5 separate regions of the Homo sapiens genome follow, and regions 1, 2, 4 and 5 are each linked to region 3. Evidence: chromatin contacts called from ENCODE Hi-C or POLR2A ChIA-PET data. All regions are on one chromosome and are shown on one strand. The core of a region is the stretch at or near the end of the contact, and the rest is flanking DNA. Distances in the headings are between cores, read along the strand shown. Region 1 holds the start of USP4 (ubiquitin specific peptidase 4). Region 2 holds the start of PLXNB1 (plexin B1). Region 3 holds the start of SLC25A20 (solute carrier family 25 member 20). Region 4 holds the start of TREX1 (three prime repair exonuclease 1). Region 5 holds the start of UQCRC1 (ubiquinol-cytochrome c reductase core protein 1).

Region 1 (2,700 bases), core at 78-2,577, 440 kb before region 3:
TATTTGTATTTATTTTTTTTTTTTTGAGACAGGGTCTCACTTTGCCGTCCAGTCTCAAGTGCAGTGGCGCCATCTCGACTCACTGCAACCTCGACCTCCTGGGCTCAAGGGATCTTCCTACCTCAGCCTCCCAAGTACCTGGGACCACAGACGCGAGCCACTGCCCGGCTATTTTTTGTATTTTTTTGTAGAGACGGGATTTCGCTATGTTGCCGAGGTTGGTCTCTAACTCCTGGGCTGAACCTATCCTTCCGCCTCAGCCTCCCAAAGTGCTGGGACGACAGGCTTGAACCACCGCGCCCGGCCTGGTTCACACACTTTAATGGCACTTACCACATACTGCTAGGCATTGAGGTTATTTCTGTAACATCTCTTCTTTTCTACTAGATTCTATGAGGGCAGGAACTAGGTCTTATTTTTCTCTGAGGACAAGGACTGTTAGACAAGTGTATGGAGACGCATCTAGACCAACTGCCTGACTTCCTCTTTCCTCTGGGTTTACTTCTCCCTCCAAGAGGAGGGTTGTGTGTGTGAGCGGGGCGACTGGAAAACATAGTGTTCAGGACGTTGTATCTTGTTCCAGGAACTAAGTACACGCCTGGGTAACTAATGTGGAGTACCTCTCCTTCCCCTGTTGCTATCGCCCCTCTGTGGCTGCTTGGCAAGTAGCTCAGTATGAAGAGCTGACGGAATTCTGCGGTGGGCCAGGTGGCTCTGGCGTCGACTGTTTAAGGCGACTGTTAATGACTACAACACACCATTGAGTCTTGGTCCCAAGGCGCTGGTGCACATGGTACTTCCCGAAATCCCTGTAGGGCCGCTGGAGCAGGAGCCCCGATCCCACGTTTGGGCAGCTGACTCGCCTAAGGCCTCCAGCTGAAAGCGGAATTGCAGGGGTGAGAATGAGCAGACCTAACTACCGGGCTTCTCGCACCTGGCCTGCATTTATTTAGGACCACGATAACCTCGAAGGCCAGGCTGGGGTGCCCGATGGGTCGTGGGCTTGCTGCCTAACTCCCTGAGATCGGCGGGCTGAACAGAGCTTCGAAGTGTAGCGCCATCCTGAGCAGAGGAAGGGGCGCCCGAAGGCCGCGTAGCGGGCGGCAGGGCGGGAGGAAGTAGCAGCTGCTGCTCCCCGCCCACCCCTCTCGCGTGTGCCTTTCCGCTCCACTGTTCGCCGGTGAGCTAGGTGGCGCGAGAGCGGAGGGGAGAAAAGACAGCGGCTGCAGGAGCCGAAGGCCGCGGCTCGAGGTGGGGCAGGGGCGGGCACGCGAGCGTGCGTGCGTGGGCGCGGTCTATAGCACGCCGCGCGCGGGGCGGATGTCCGGGCCGGCTGGGCCGGGGCCGCGGAGGAGATGGCGGAAGGTGGAGGCTGCCGTGAGCGACCGGATGCGGAGACTCAGAAGTCCGAGCTTGGACCCTTAATGAGGACCACACTCCAACGCGGGGCGCAGTGGTGAGCTCCCGGCTCGCTCTTCCTCTATGCAGAACCAGGGGCCGAGAAAAAGGGGCCTCCTTTTTCTCGGCTAGAGTAGGGGCTGGGCGGGGATGGTATGTAGTGACCCTGGAAGAGTAGCCTGACACCTGCCCCTCAGGAGAATAACTCCAGGATCAGCTCTGGGAAAGCGCAGGCGGGGCCTGAGTGTCGTCTCAGTTCATTTGGAGCCCTAGGGGGCGGGCCCGGCGGGGGCCAGGAGGAGGGATGTGGAGAAGGGGAAGGTTGGTGGGGACCCTAAGGGTGGGGAGAGCCCTTTACCATGAGGACTCGCCGTGTGACCTTGGGCGAAGGTGTCACAGACCTGGATTCCTCACTGTTAAAACCAGGATAGCAATATTTGGCTCACCGACCTCAGTGGGTTGAGGGGAAAATCAGAAGTAGATACTTTGTAACTTGTAAACTGCCAACAGATGTCAAGGTCAGAAGCTGAACAAATGTCTGAGAACCCCGATTATTTTGGTAGCAAGTGTCAAAAATATTTGCGGCAGCAGTGTCTTGGAGTGGGAGAGGAGGATAGCCTAGGTCCTGGAGCTAGATAGAAGATGAAGGGTCCAGAATTTAGAAGACCCAGGCTGAGTTATTAGGCATCTTAATAGATTGTTTAGTAGAGGGGACAATACTTTGTACTACTGGAGAGATTCCTGGGTGGTGTAATTGTGTAGGAGTAGAAAAACTAAGGCTAGACTTTGCATCGAGTATGATTGTTACCCATCTTGTTTGTTTTGTTTTGTTTTGAGATGGAGTTTCACTCTTGTTGCCCAAGCTGGAGTGCAGTGGCGTGATCTTGGCTCACGGCAACCTCCGCCTCCCGGGTTCAAGCGATTCTCCTGCCTCAGCCTCCCGAGTAGCTGGGATTACAGGCTCACGCCACCACACCCAGCTAATTTTTTGTATTTTTAGTAGAGACCGGGTTTCACCATGTTGGGTAGGCTGGTCTCAAACTCTTGACCTTATGATCCACCCGCCTCGGCCTCCCAAAGTGCTGGGATTACAGGTGGGAGCCACCGTGCTCGGCCCGAGTGTTACCTATCTTTAAGAAATCATTGTGGTGATGATCTGCCGAGGAATTGAGCAGGAGAATAGAAAAATTGGGGTTAGGAGGAGTACAGATAACAGCTTATGTATTCACCTTGAGCTAACCAGTTTGTGAAAGGCAGGGTAAACAGAGGTACTTTTTTTGTGTTTTCTTTTCTTTTCTTTTC
Region 2 (2,700 bases), core at 40-2,539, 470 kb after region 3:
GGGGACTCGTTCACTGGTGCCTGTGCAGAGCTCTCAGAGCCTGTGGAGTCAGGAGTGTTTCCCATAAGGCATACTTTCTTCTTGGAGCCTGTGTTCAGTCTTGGGCAGTGAGCATGGCCCAAATGCCCCCCACCCCAGGTTCTCAGCACCTGGTCCCTCAGTCAATCTATCCTTGGCGAGTAATGGCTCCCCAGAATGGCATGGGATGGAAAGACCCCTGTGCTTAGAGTGTTCACATTCCTTGTAGGGCAGGAGGTAGCGTATCTGTGTACAGATGAAAGGGGTTGTGGGGTTTGGAAGTCCCAGTTTCCTCTGGGGTGAGATAGGTCCTGAAGTGTGTGCTTGGATGAATGGATTTGGGGAGGGAGGGATTCTGTGCATGTGGAGGGGGCTGCTACAAGCTACATAGGCAGGAAAGCCAAAGTGGGTGAGGGACTGGGGCAGACTGTCCTGGCTGGGGTGGTGATGGGTGTGGGGGAGTTGTGCAGAATGATGTCACAGGCCCGGGGTGCCAGGTTGGCAGTCTGAGGTCAGAGGCTAAGGGTGAGGGATCCAGGGAGGGATTGCTATGCTGGTGCAGACAAGGTGCTAAGCACCTGGACTCAGGTGCTGGAAGTGGGAGTGGAGGAAAAGGGGTGACCTGACAGGAGACCCTTGATAGCTGGTGGGAGGTGGGAAGAGGGTGTCTCTAGCTCTAGGGCAGTAGCCAGTGTGGATGACCTGAACCTCCTGATTGAGGCTCCCCTAGCCTGTGGAGGCCTTGGAGGCTTTCAGATGATGCCTGTGACGTTTTTGCCTCCCAGGAAGCTGTGCCAATGGCTTTGAGCCAAAGTCCTCCAAAAGTCCTAATAGGATGGGCCAGGTTCTGGTCCTGAGTTAGCCGTGGGCATGCCAGGGTGTGAAGGGCCCTGCACAGGGTACAAATGGTCCCCAGGAGAGAACCTTTCTGCCAGCGTTTCCTCCCGCAGAAGGCCCAGGTGTTTGCCAGTGAGGGAGCCCAGACTTGCCCAACGCTTCTCAGCTTGGGGTGGGTCCAGGTCTGGGTCCTGGGCTGGGAAGAAAGGAAGGAAGTGAGCCCTTGCTTGTGCGCCTCTGCAGCCCAGGTTCCCTGCCTTCACAGCCCCGCTAGAGGTGGGATCACCCCCACTTACTGGTGAGCAAATAGGCTGGGGGGGGTTGGTGTCAGGTTACATGGTTTAGTTGATGGCGCAAGCCCAGGTCCAAAGCCCATGCTCTTCTCAAACAGCCAGAGGTGGGGGCCGGAAGGAGGGATTGGCTGTTGGGGAGTAGTGGGAGCAGGGGCGGTGAGCAGGGGCGGTGGGCAGGGCCAGGTGCGCAGGGGAGAAACAAGGCGCCTTGGAGTTCAGGTAAAGAAAGTTGGGGAGGATGACCACCGGAGCCGGGTAAGGAAGGGAAAGGGAGCTCCGGGCGCGGGGCGAGGCCGGGCGCTGGCAGAAGAACGGGTCGGGCTGGTGAGGGACTCGGGTGCTACCCGGCTCTGGACGGGCGGGAAGAGGCCGGGACGCTGTTCCACCAGCACCTGCGGGTGCGGAGCGCGACCCCCCGCCTCGGCTCCTGGCAACCAGGAAAGTTCCCAGTTCCGGTTCCAAGGAGGCGAGCAGGTGAGGCCGACGGGGCGGGGCGGCTCTGGCTCCCGGGGTTCACTCCTCACCCCTCCGGGCGACCCGCGTTGCCATGGCGACCGCCGCGGTGCAGCCCGCCCCCGCCCTCCCCCGTGCGGGAGGGGTCGGGTCCCCAGCCCTCGGCCGATGCGGAGCCCGCGGGGCTGGAATGCGGGGTCCCGGGCGGTTCGGGGCCGCGCGCCCGGCTCTCCGGGCTGCTTCCGGCCTGGCCCGGGCGGCGGGCGGGGGGAGGGCAGCCCGGCAGGCGAGGGGGAAGGAGCGGAGACGAGCCCGGCCGACGCGGCTTTGTCTCCTTTGTTCCCGGCGGTGGCAGCGCCGCGCGGGAGGGGCGGGCAGCGGGCGCAGTTTTCCGCCCCTCGGTCTCCGGGTAACAGCTGCGGCTCCGCCAGACCCGGGGAGAGGCCGCTGCGCGCGGAGCCCGAGCCCGGAGCGGCCGACGCCCGCCTCGGCGCGCACATCCCGCGGGGCCCGGCCGGGTGGTGAGTGCGGGGCTCGGGGCCAGGGCGGCGAGGAACGGGGCTCCCGAGGTGGAACGGGCCGGGGCCCCGATCCCGCCGGGCAGGGGCGGCCTGGGTGAGTGGTGGGCGGCTTTGGTTTTGAGAGTTGGGACCACACTTCTCCGCGCGAAGGGAAACTCTGGCGACTCCGCCTGGAACGCGATTGGGAGACTGAGGAGGTGGAGCTGCTCCTCCGCGCCCCCTCCTCGCCGTCGCCGCCGGGGACCGGCCGGCCCCTTCCCCGCCCTCCCAGGGCCAGTGATGGGGTCCTCGCCTCGGGGTCTGGGGGTTGGGGAGGGTCAAGGACGAGCCGAGTGGGGAGGTCGGGGCTTCCCCTCAGTAGTAACAGCCCTTTCTGGCTGCTCCCGGTGGGACTGACAAAGGCGGACCTCGAGCCTCCTGACCCCCGGGCGGGTGGGGGGGACCCTCCTCTCCACACACAGACATATTAAGTGGGTGATCGATGAGCGCCTTGGGTCATCGCAGGTGCCTGGTAAATGGTGGATCTCCCCACCCCTCCTCAACACACAGAAAACAGGGCGGGCAGCGGGCACCACTGC
Region 3 (2,773 bases), core at 152-2,651:
GGCAAGATCTCGGTTCACTGCAAGCTCCGCCTCCTGGGCTCAAGCGATTCTCCTGCCTTAGACTCTCGAGTAGCTGGGATCACAGGCATAGGCGTCTGCCATTACGGCTGGCAAGTTTTTGTATTTTTAGTAGAGACGGGGTTTGACCATGTTGGCCAGGCTGGTCTTGAACTCCTGACCTCAGGTGATCCACCTGCCTTGGCCTTCCAAAGTGCTGGGATTATAGGCATGAGCCACTGCGTCGGGCCTTTAACTTTTTTTTTTTTTTTTTTTTTTTTTTTTTGTAGAGACAGTGTTTCGCTCTTTTTGCCCAGGCTGGAGTGCAATGGCACGATCTGGGCTCACCGCAATCTCTGCCTCCCAAGTTCAAGTGATTCTCCTGCTTCAGCCTCCCAAGTAGCTGGGATTACAGGCATGCGCCACCATGCCCCGCTAATTTTGTATTTTTAGTAGAGACGGGGTTTCTCCATGTTGGTCAGGCTGGTCTCAAACTCCTGACCTCAGTTGATATGCCTGCCTTGGCCTCCCAAAGTGCTGGGATTACAGGTGTGAGCCACTGGGCCCGGCCTAACTTTTTTTTTTTAGAGACAAGAGTCTCGCTATATAAGTCAGGCTGGTCTCAAACTCCTGGGTTTAAGCAATCCTCTCGCCTTGGCCTCCCAAAGAGCTGGGATTACAGACATGAGCCATAACACCAGGCCCAAACCTGTCTTCTAGTGCCTCCAAAACCTCTGTCGCCTCATCAGCTACTACCCTCCCTCTTCCTGTGGTTTCTCAAACATGTCAGGCACAGACCATCTCAAGGCTTTTGCATTTTCTTTTTCTTCTGGGTGGAAGGTTCCTCACCCTTGACCCTGTTATGTGTGAACAGAACTCCCTCTCTCATCTTCTCAGGTCTTGAATCCTGTCACCTTTTCAGTTAAACCCTCCCTTATTCAACGAACTAAAATTGCAAATCACTTGTCCCACACACCCTCTAACTCTCTTCCTGGATTTTTCTCCGTAGTACTTATTACTACTTGATACACTATGCATTTTTTAGTTATTTATCTTTGTTATGGTCTGTAAATTCCAGGAGGACAGGGACCTGTGTGTTGTACTACCAGGGGTGCCTCCAGCACCTAGAAGGACGCCTGGCATATGGCAGGGCGCAATTGATCTCTCTGGAGTGAGTGGATGAATGGGAGCTCAGAGGAAACATGGAAGTCTGGGAAGGCTTCCTGGAGGAATAGGCCCGCTGGCCCACACTCCCAAACCCCGCCCATGCGGCTTTGCGCTCTGCCACGCCCATCGAAGCGGGGCCGAGGCCGGAAGCAGCCCCGGGCGGAAGCCCTACCGTGCCAACTGGGCCCTCCTCCCGACCTGCCCCGGGCTCGTGCCCCGCCCACCCAAAAGTGGGTGAAAGGTCGGCGGCGCCGGCACTGCAGCTGGGGCTGAGAAGCCAGGACGGCCCGAGAACTGACAGACGGAGTGACAGACGGACTGACCATGGCCGACCAGCCAAAACCCATCAGCCCGCTCAAGAACCTGCTGGCCGGCGGCTTTGGCGGCGTGTGCCTGGTGTTCGTCGGTCACCCTCTGGACACGGTCAAGGTGCGGGAGGCTGGGTCGCAGGCTTTGGGGAGGAGGCCCGGGCGGGGCGCGGAAAGCATGGTCCCCCGCGAGGCGCGGACGCTGGGCAGAAGAGGGGCATGTGTGAGCTTCCGTGAGAAGTCTAGGGAATCTCTCTTTCAGGGGTGGGCAGGAAGCTGTACCTTGCGCCCCAAAGAGCCAGGCGGCGGCGCAAAGTGAGCAGCCTCTAACTGCCTGTCAAGAGCTCTGATGTAAAGTTCCCTGTCCCGCAGTCTCTTCTGACCCTGCGCCACTTCTTTAGGGATGGGAAGGAATAAACGTCTCTCCATAGTTTTGGTTTCAGCCAACACTAATATTATCGTTAAGGTTGAAACAGGTCCCCTGTAAAGCCTGCCCCAGGAAGACAACTAAAGACAGAGCGGTACGGTTGTTCTGGAGGTGTCCTTTGATACATTCCCCTGGGGCAAGAGTACCCATCTCTTTCGCACCTTTCCCGGCCCGGGGAGATACTTGACACTCTTCGGCCTGTCACCCAACGGTGGCCTGCTCAGCCTCCTGGGCAGAGGCATCCCTGTGAGAAGCAATGATGACCTCAGTGACCGAGCCCCTTCCACGGAAAGCAAGGTGATCAGCTTTGCACAAGGCCAGCCTCATTCTCACAACTCCCAGATGAGGAAGCTATGGTCAGACTGAGGCTTGGGAGGGAGGACGTTCATCAGGAATTGTTCTCTGGTCTTCCTCATATCATATCTCAACTATTCCCCTTGCAACACCTTCATTAATGCTTTGCTTGGGGACCAAAGTCCATCCCCCATGGCTTAGCACTCGAAGCTGCATCCAGTTTTCTCACTTTTTTTCTAGACGTAGACGTGAAGGAAATTGACAAGTCATTGCCAGGGTGGGCCTGTGGGGAGCAGACATGAGTTTTAAAAGATTGGAAGCCCATGTGAGGGGGTTTGTTAGGATGTTGGGTCAGATTTCTTCCACAGCGAAATAGTTTTGTGGGCACTTCCTCTTGGCCAGCTTGGGCAGCAAGCTCTTTGCTGCCTTTCATCCAAGAGAGGAGCTGCCCTGAAGTAGAGCTCATACTGGGGTCATTCTATAGGAAGACCAGGGTTAAAGTAGCTGGACTGGCTAGGTCATTGTGCAACATGAAATCAAATGTTTATTTAGCTGGTGGTAAATGCCATGTGTTAGTGCT
Region 4 (2,782 bases), core at 1-2,500, 430 kb after region 3:
GGAGGAAGATCCTTGGTACCCCTGCTCTCTCCAAGGCTGGGACTAGTGTTCCTGGTTGTGGCCAGGTGTGCAGTGGTTGTGACAGCAGATGGTCTTGGCTTGGTCCTAGCAGAGGCTGTGACCCCATACATGGGCCTGATGGTGCCGAAAGGCCTGGCGTGAGCATCCACCCACCGCAGCAGGGCCTGTGGTCTCCACTGACAGATGCTGAGCAGGGCCAGGACATCACCCTCAGCCGTGTGCGAGTCTGGAGGGGACTGCCCATACAGGCGAGTGTAGATGCTGCCTAGGCTATAGCTCTTCCTTGGGCCGTGTTCTGAGGGGCTGCTTGCTCGCTCCAGGGCCTTCAGCGCAGTGATGCTATCCACACAGAAGGCACCATCCAGAGCACTGGTGAGGCCCAGCATAGCCAGCTCTGCTTGGAGCAGGGGGAAGTCGTAGCGGTCACCATTGTGTGCCACCAGGCACCAGGGCTGTGGCTGGCGCCGCAGGAAGGCTAGGAGCAGGTTGGCCAGGTTGTCATCAAAACATTGACGCCCATGCGCTGCCAGCACAGCTGTGCTCAGACCTGTGATCTCGCTGGCTGCAGGGCTGCAGGCCTTCCCCGGAGCCACACACAGGGAGAGCTTGTCTACCACACGCGGTGGTGGAGGAACTGTGGGAGGTGGCCCCTGAGAGGTGGGGGGGCTCTCCAGGGCACATCTGTGGACAGCCAGCAGGCACAGCTCCGTGACCTTGGGCTGGGAGAAGGGCAAGCCAGTGGCCTCCATGTCGAAAAAGATGAGGGTCTGCATGGGCCCCGGGGGCAGGGCCTGCGAGCCCATGGTTGGGTACGTACCTGCTGCTGAGCCTGGAGAGGAGCATGGGGTGGGTGTGTGAGTGCCCAGTGTTAAGATCCGAAGGGGAGGGAGTGGGGTAGGGGGTGGGCAGAAGCACATCTCAGGCCTTCCCTGCACAATCCTGCCCTGTCTGCGAGCTCCAGGGCCCATTTTCAGGCAGGAAGTTGGAGAGGGTGAGGTGGTTTCCTTAGTGGGACCAGCACATTCGACTGTCTGAGAGGGTCTCCCTCTTCACATGACTCGGCCCCTCCCCTAGTGCCCCCTTAGTCTGGGGTGGGGGAACCCATGGCCCTCCTGCCCTGCGCCATCCCATTGTGGGGGCCACACTCACCGTAGCAGGCAGGCAGGCAGGCAGTAGTGACTCGGCTGCACACTCTCCCGCGGCTCTCGCTGGCAGCAGTGGCGGGAAGTGAAACTTGGCGTGGGCCCGCCTACAGGCCCACGTGAGCCAGGCCCGCCCTGCTCGTCAGCCTGCCTGGTCTGTCCCTCTCACCACCATCCGTTCCCCCCCACACCCACTCCCCTGCTCCCGGGGGACCCCAGAGGCCTTCCAAGATCCACAGCTGTGGCCTGCTGGTGGCACAATGCACCGGGGCCATCATACCAGTGACAGGCAGCTGGAAGGACCAGGGCAGTGGTGCCAGACCAGCTCCCGGTCTTACACACTGCTGGGAGCCCCTGCTGCGGCCCTTTCATGCCCACCTGTGGGTCCCAGTTTCCCAGGCTTTCCTGGTTTAGGCCTGGGCCAAGAGCCACCTCCTTCCCTGCCACACAATGGTTTCTTCCCATGGCCCCAGCCCAAAGCAATGACTCAGGACAATTCCACAGGCAGGGCAGGGCTCCTTCCTCAAGGCAGATCAGTTACCATGGGGACGGGCTCAGCAACAGCCAGGGACAGGAAGAAGGATCCCAGCCACTCAGGGTCCGGGTCCTGCTCCACCCCTCCCACTCCGCCAAACAGATCAGACTCAGGAAACAAGGCCAGCCAGTTCTCTGGGCAGTTCCTGCTGGTCACTGCTTTAATCAGTTGATGTGGTAAGGAAAGGAGTGGTGCTGGTGCCACCATGTGGCTGGACACTCAGGGCCTCAGCCACACTCCACCTCGGGGTCTTCCACATCGGTTTCCGCGGCACAGAGGTCATCCAGGGCTGCCTCTGAGACAAAAAGGAGAGGTTCCTGGTGAGGGCCCAAAGGTGCCAGGGCCTAGGGCAGGTCCCACCTCTCCTCCCCCAACGTCCGCAGGAACTAACCAGTCCCTTCCACACCCAGGCCCTGCTCCCTCAGCTACTGCAAACAAAGTGATACAAAGGCAATTCAGACACGGCTATTTCTGGAAAAACCGTGGCTCTGCCAGGCACACTCAACAGATAGATGCAAAAGGCATCCCAATATGCTTGGAGAAGAACTGAGGCAGGAAGATAAAAGAAAATGGCCCCAGTGCTGGAACAGGCTGCAGTGGGCGGGGGCCTGCTGAGGGGACACCCAGGAATCTGACTTGTTGGGGAACCTCTGGAAGAAGCCATGGGGGCTGGGCAGGATGGCCTCTGGCAGGCTTACCTTCACAGTCCGTCACATCAGGAAGCCCTCGGATGAGCATGCTGACCCCCGGCATCACCTGGTCAAACTGATGCAGGACCTCCACGCAGTGCATCATGAAGAGCTTGTCCTTCTGCGATAGGCCGTGCAGCAGCAGCACCGTGTCCCGCAGACAGCGCACTGTCCGCCTCTGCTGGTCGGTCCTTGGGGGTCCCCCTGCCCTCCGCACTGTCAGCCACTGTCTGTGCAACATCACCGTGAGCGCTCTGACCACCTGAGAGAGGGGGGGTGCAGACTGAGGCCTGGTGCCACCATGGCCTGCACCCTAACAATCCGCTCAGCCTAGCCACCTCACGTGAGGGGGTTTGCAGTGGGGCCTACAGTCCTTGCACGGGGCCCCCTTACCA
Region 5 (2,700 bases), core at 32-2,531, 290 kb after region 3:
TGAGCACATGGAGAGCCGCCACCACCAGTGTATAAACTGTCGGAAACACTGCTTTGGAGCAGTCTAGCAGAAACTCCCTGAAAGGCTCTCCCGGGTTGCAATTCTTGGTAAGACTTCTGAATAGAACTAACTTTAAATATTTAAAAGCTTGTTTTTTTTTTTCTTTAGTTGACATAACAAAGCATACCTTAGAAGTCTTTTTTTTTTTTTTTTTTTTTTTTTGAGACGGAGTTTCGCTCTTGTTGCCCAGGCTGGAAATGGCGCGATCTCGGCTCACCGCAACCTCCGCCTCCCGGGTTCAAGTGATTCTCCTGCCTCAGCCTCTGGAGTAGCTAGGATTACAGGCATGCGCCACCACGCCCGTCTACTTTTGTATTTTTAGTAGAGACGGGGTTTCTCCATGTCGGTCAGGCTGGTCTCAAATTCCCGACCTCAGGTGATCCGCCCACCTCGGCCTTCCAAAGTGCTGGGATTACAGGCATGAGCCACTGCACCCAGCCAGAATTCTTTTTCCTCTTACAGAAAAGGAAAGGTTTCACCATGTTGGCCAGGCTGGTCTTGGACTCCTCGCCTCAAGTGATCCACCTGCCTCGGCCTCCCAAAGTGTTGGGATTACAGGAGTGAGCCACCGCTCCCGGCCTGTACTTAGTTCTTTTAAAGAGAAAACTGGCAGGGCGCAAAACTGGCCAACATGGAGAAACCTTGTCTCTTCTAAAGAAACAAAAATTACCGGGCATAATCCCAGCTACTCGGGAGGCTGAGGCAGGAGAATCGCTTGAAGCCGGGAGGCGGAGGTTGCAGTGAGCCGAGATCGCGCCATTGCACTCCAGCCTGGGCGACAGAGCGAGACCCTGTCTCAGAAAATAAAAAATAAATAAAGAGAAAAAAATACTGACTTTCAGCACCAACTTGTGGTCCCAGGTAAGTTTCCACGCTGGTACTTTAGCCCTGGGCTCGAACCTGCGGACACGCTGTGGCTGCAACTCCCCGCCCGCCAGACCTCAGTACGCAGCGCGGCTGGTGAGAAACATAATGCACTCTGACTTCCACGCGTGGAATGGGGAGATGGACTGCACGGCGGGCGGACCTGCTCGGGCTGATGGACGGCAGGTGGACTGATGTGCGCAGGGACTGGCGGCAGCGCGGTCAGAGCCAGTCAGCCAAAGCCAGGCCAGCACAATAGACTGTCCCGGTTCCCGCCAGGAGGCGGCCGAGCACCAACTGTACGGTACTGCGCCTGCGCCGCGACCGCCAACGCGCCCAGTCTACGCTTGCGCGGCGCAACAGGGCCGACTGCAGCTGGAAGATGGCGGCGTCCGTGGTCTGTCGGGCCGCTACCGCCGGGGCACAAGTGCTATTGCGCGCCCGCCGCTCGGTGAGGTGGTGGCGAGAGCGCGGGGCTTCGGGACAGGGCTTCGGGAAGCGGACAGGTGTGGGCTGTTAGCAGTGGCAGGTCGAGGTGGGGAGGACGCGGGGTCAGGGCCGTGGGAAGGTCACGGCGGAGGGCGGGGAAAGGTATCTCGCCGCTTGCCTAGGGGCGGGGTTCGGGGGTCCTCCTGAGGACCTGGGAGGTGGGGAGCGATCCCCTGACCGAGTCCTCACTCGCGGCTGTTCCCTTCCACAGCCGGCCCTGCTGCGGACGCCAGCCTTGCGGAGTACGGCAACCTTCGCTCAGGCGCTCCAGTTCGTGCCGGAGACGCAGGTTAGCCTGCTGGACAACGGCCTGCGTGTGGCCTCCGAGCAGTCCTCTCAGCCCACTTGCACGGTGAGTTGGGGACGCTTTTGGGGAGAGGGCCTCCAGGTTGGGCCTGCCGTCTTTTCCCTGGTTGGGGTGTGACCTTGGGCTCGAGTCTTCCCGTTTGTGGTTTGGGTTCGGACCCAGGACCACTCACCCCGAGAATGGCCCCATTCCCTACCCTAGCCACGCCTTGGCTTCACGGGACAATCTTCACTATAAGCCAACATTATTTAGCATATAATGCCCGTTAAGTAGGCGGCCAAATTCTTTTCCAGCCTTTTGTTAAGGAGCCCATATAAGGGAAGTGATCATGTCTCCTCTTATAATGCGGAAAATGGGATTCAGACACCTTAGGTGACTTGCAGGGGTCCAGGTCTGTCAGCCTCACTGCCCAAGGTCATAATCTCCAGGCTAGACCAGAAATACATTTTAGGAAGCAAATGCATTTTAACAGTACAATGAAATGTGTGATTTTCCAAAAAATACAAATTCTCTAAATTGACACAAGAAATCTTGAGTCACAGATAGATATATGAATAGGTGAGAAGATTCCCAAGAAATAATTATCTCCTCCTCCTTTCAGCCCCCAGCCCCAGGGCCAGATGTTTTTATTGACACATCCTTTTAGTTTTCCAGAAACAATGTCCTGCGATTTAAATTGTTACTAAGCATAGGAAAAGGTGGCCTGCAACTTCCTTGTTATATGTCACTTGTTATAGTAAAGAATGCTATATTACATGAACTCTAAAATGTGCTAGATTGTAAGGAGCTGTCTGTGCTCCAGTGCCAGAGAAAGAATCTCAAGAATCTTGCCAATTTTAATCAAAGGATACTATAGATTGTAAAATGCCTCTTGCATTCCAAGATGTTAGATGTGAAATACATGTTCATCTAAGATTGTGTGATATATGGTATATGCATTGACATCTCTTAGGAAAGCAAATATCACATGTTCTCACTTA

The links. A loop is a pair of places that touch in the nucleus more often than their neighbours do. ChIA-PET counts read pairs that join two places held with the same protein, here RNA polymerase II (POLR2A). Pooled maps may share reads with other maps.
Region 1: a loop to region 3 is called in a pooled map, with 4 times the contacts of the local background. The contact joins the promoter of USP4 here to the promoter of SLC25A20 in region 3. A Hi-C loop is called at or near these places in 6 of 50 pooled maps. POLR2A ChIA-PET finds 5 or more read pairs at or near these places in 3 of 52 experiments (CD4-positive, alpha-beta T cell, activated B cell and activated naive CD4-positive, alpha-beta T cell).
Region 2: a loop to region 3 is called in a pooled map, with 4 times the contacts of the local background. The contact joins the promoter of PLXNB1 here to the promoter of SLC25A20 in region 3. A Hi-C loop is called at or near these places in 1 of 50 pooled maps. POLR2A ChIA-PET finds 5 or more read pairs at or near these places in 2 of 52 experiments (A549 and activated CD8-positive, alpha-beta memory T cell).
Region 4: a loop to region 3 is called in a pooled map, with 3 times the contacts of the local background. The contact joins the promoter of TREX1 here to the promoter of SLC25A20 in region 3. A Hi-C loop is called at or near these places in 1 of 37 single-sample maps with no recorded cell type and 8 of 50 pooled maps. POLR2A ChIA-PET finds 5 or more read pairs at or near these places in 4 of 52 experiments (B cell, Caco-2, endothelial cell of umbilical vein and 1 more).
Region 5: a pooled map shows a loop between it and region 3 (6-fold over the local background). The contact joins the promoter of UQCRC1 here to the promoter of SLC25A20 in region 3. A Hi-C loop is called at or near these places in 6 of 50 pooled maps. POLR2A ChIA-PET finds 5 or more read pairs at or near these places in 3 of 52 experiments (AG04450, OCI-LY7 and activated CD4-positive, alpha-beta T cell).

What each region holds. Positions count from the first base shown.
Region 1 is chr3:49,338,680-49,341,379 of GRCh38, reverse strand. USP4 (ubiquitin specific peptidase 4) reads left to right here and starts at 1,327. Exons shown (of 22, transcript NM_003363.4): 1 at 1,327-1,456. The coding sequence starts at 1,356. RefSeq lists enhancers at 707-766, 857-1,026, 657-1,156 and a silencer at 1,197-1,386.
Region 2 is chr3:48,428,675-48,431,374 of GRCh38, reverse strand. It overlaps PLXNB1 (plexin B1), which reads left to right and starts at 1,289. Exons shown (of 38, transcript NM_001130082.3): 1 at 1,289-1,367. RefSeq lists an enhancer at 342-1,335 and silencers at 1,576-2,175, 2,256-2,335.
Region 3 is chr3:48,897,510-48,900,282 of GRCh38, reverse strand. SLC25A20 (solute carrier family 25 member 20) reads left to right here and starts at 1,401. Exons shown (of 9, transcript NM_000387.6): 1 at 1,401-1,593. The coding sequence starts at 1,489. RefSeq lists a silencer at 1,661-1,850 and an enhancer at 2,431-2,480.
Region 4 is chr3:48,464,698-48,467,479 of GRCh38, reverse strand. TREX1 (three prime repair exonuclease 1) reads right to left here and starts at 1,250. Exons shown (of 2, transcript NM_033629.6): 1 at 1,171-1,250; 2 at 1-850. The coding sequence starts at 824. It overlaps ATRIP (ATR interacting protein), which reads right to left. Exons shown (of 13, transcript NM_130384.3): 12 at 2,397-2,649; 13 at 1-1,993. The coding sequence ends at 1,926. It overlaps ATRIP-TREX1 (ATRIP-TREX1 readthrough), which reads right to left. Exons shown (of 15, transcript NR_153405.1): 13 at 2,397-2,649; 14 at 1,171-1,993; 15 at 1-850. RefSeq lists enhancers at 1-440, 655-854, 441-1,322, 1,935-2,024.
Region 5 is chr3:48,608,227-48,610,926 of GRCh38, reverse strand. It overlaps UQCRC1 (ubiquinol-cytochrome c reductase core protein 1), which reads left to right and starts at 1,281. Exons shown (of 13, transcript NM_003365.3): 1 at 1,281-1,375; 2 at 1,625-1,765. The coding sequence starts at 1,307. RefSeq lists enhancers at 891-1,000, 697-1,211, 1,291-1,390 and a silencer at 1,561-1,660.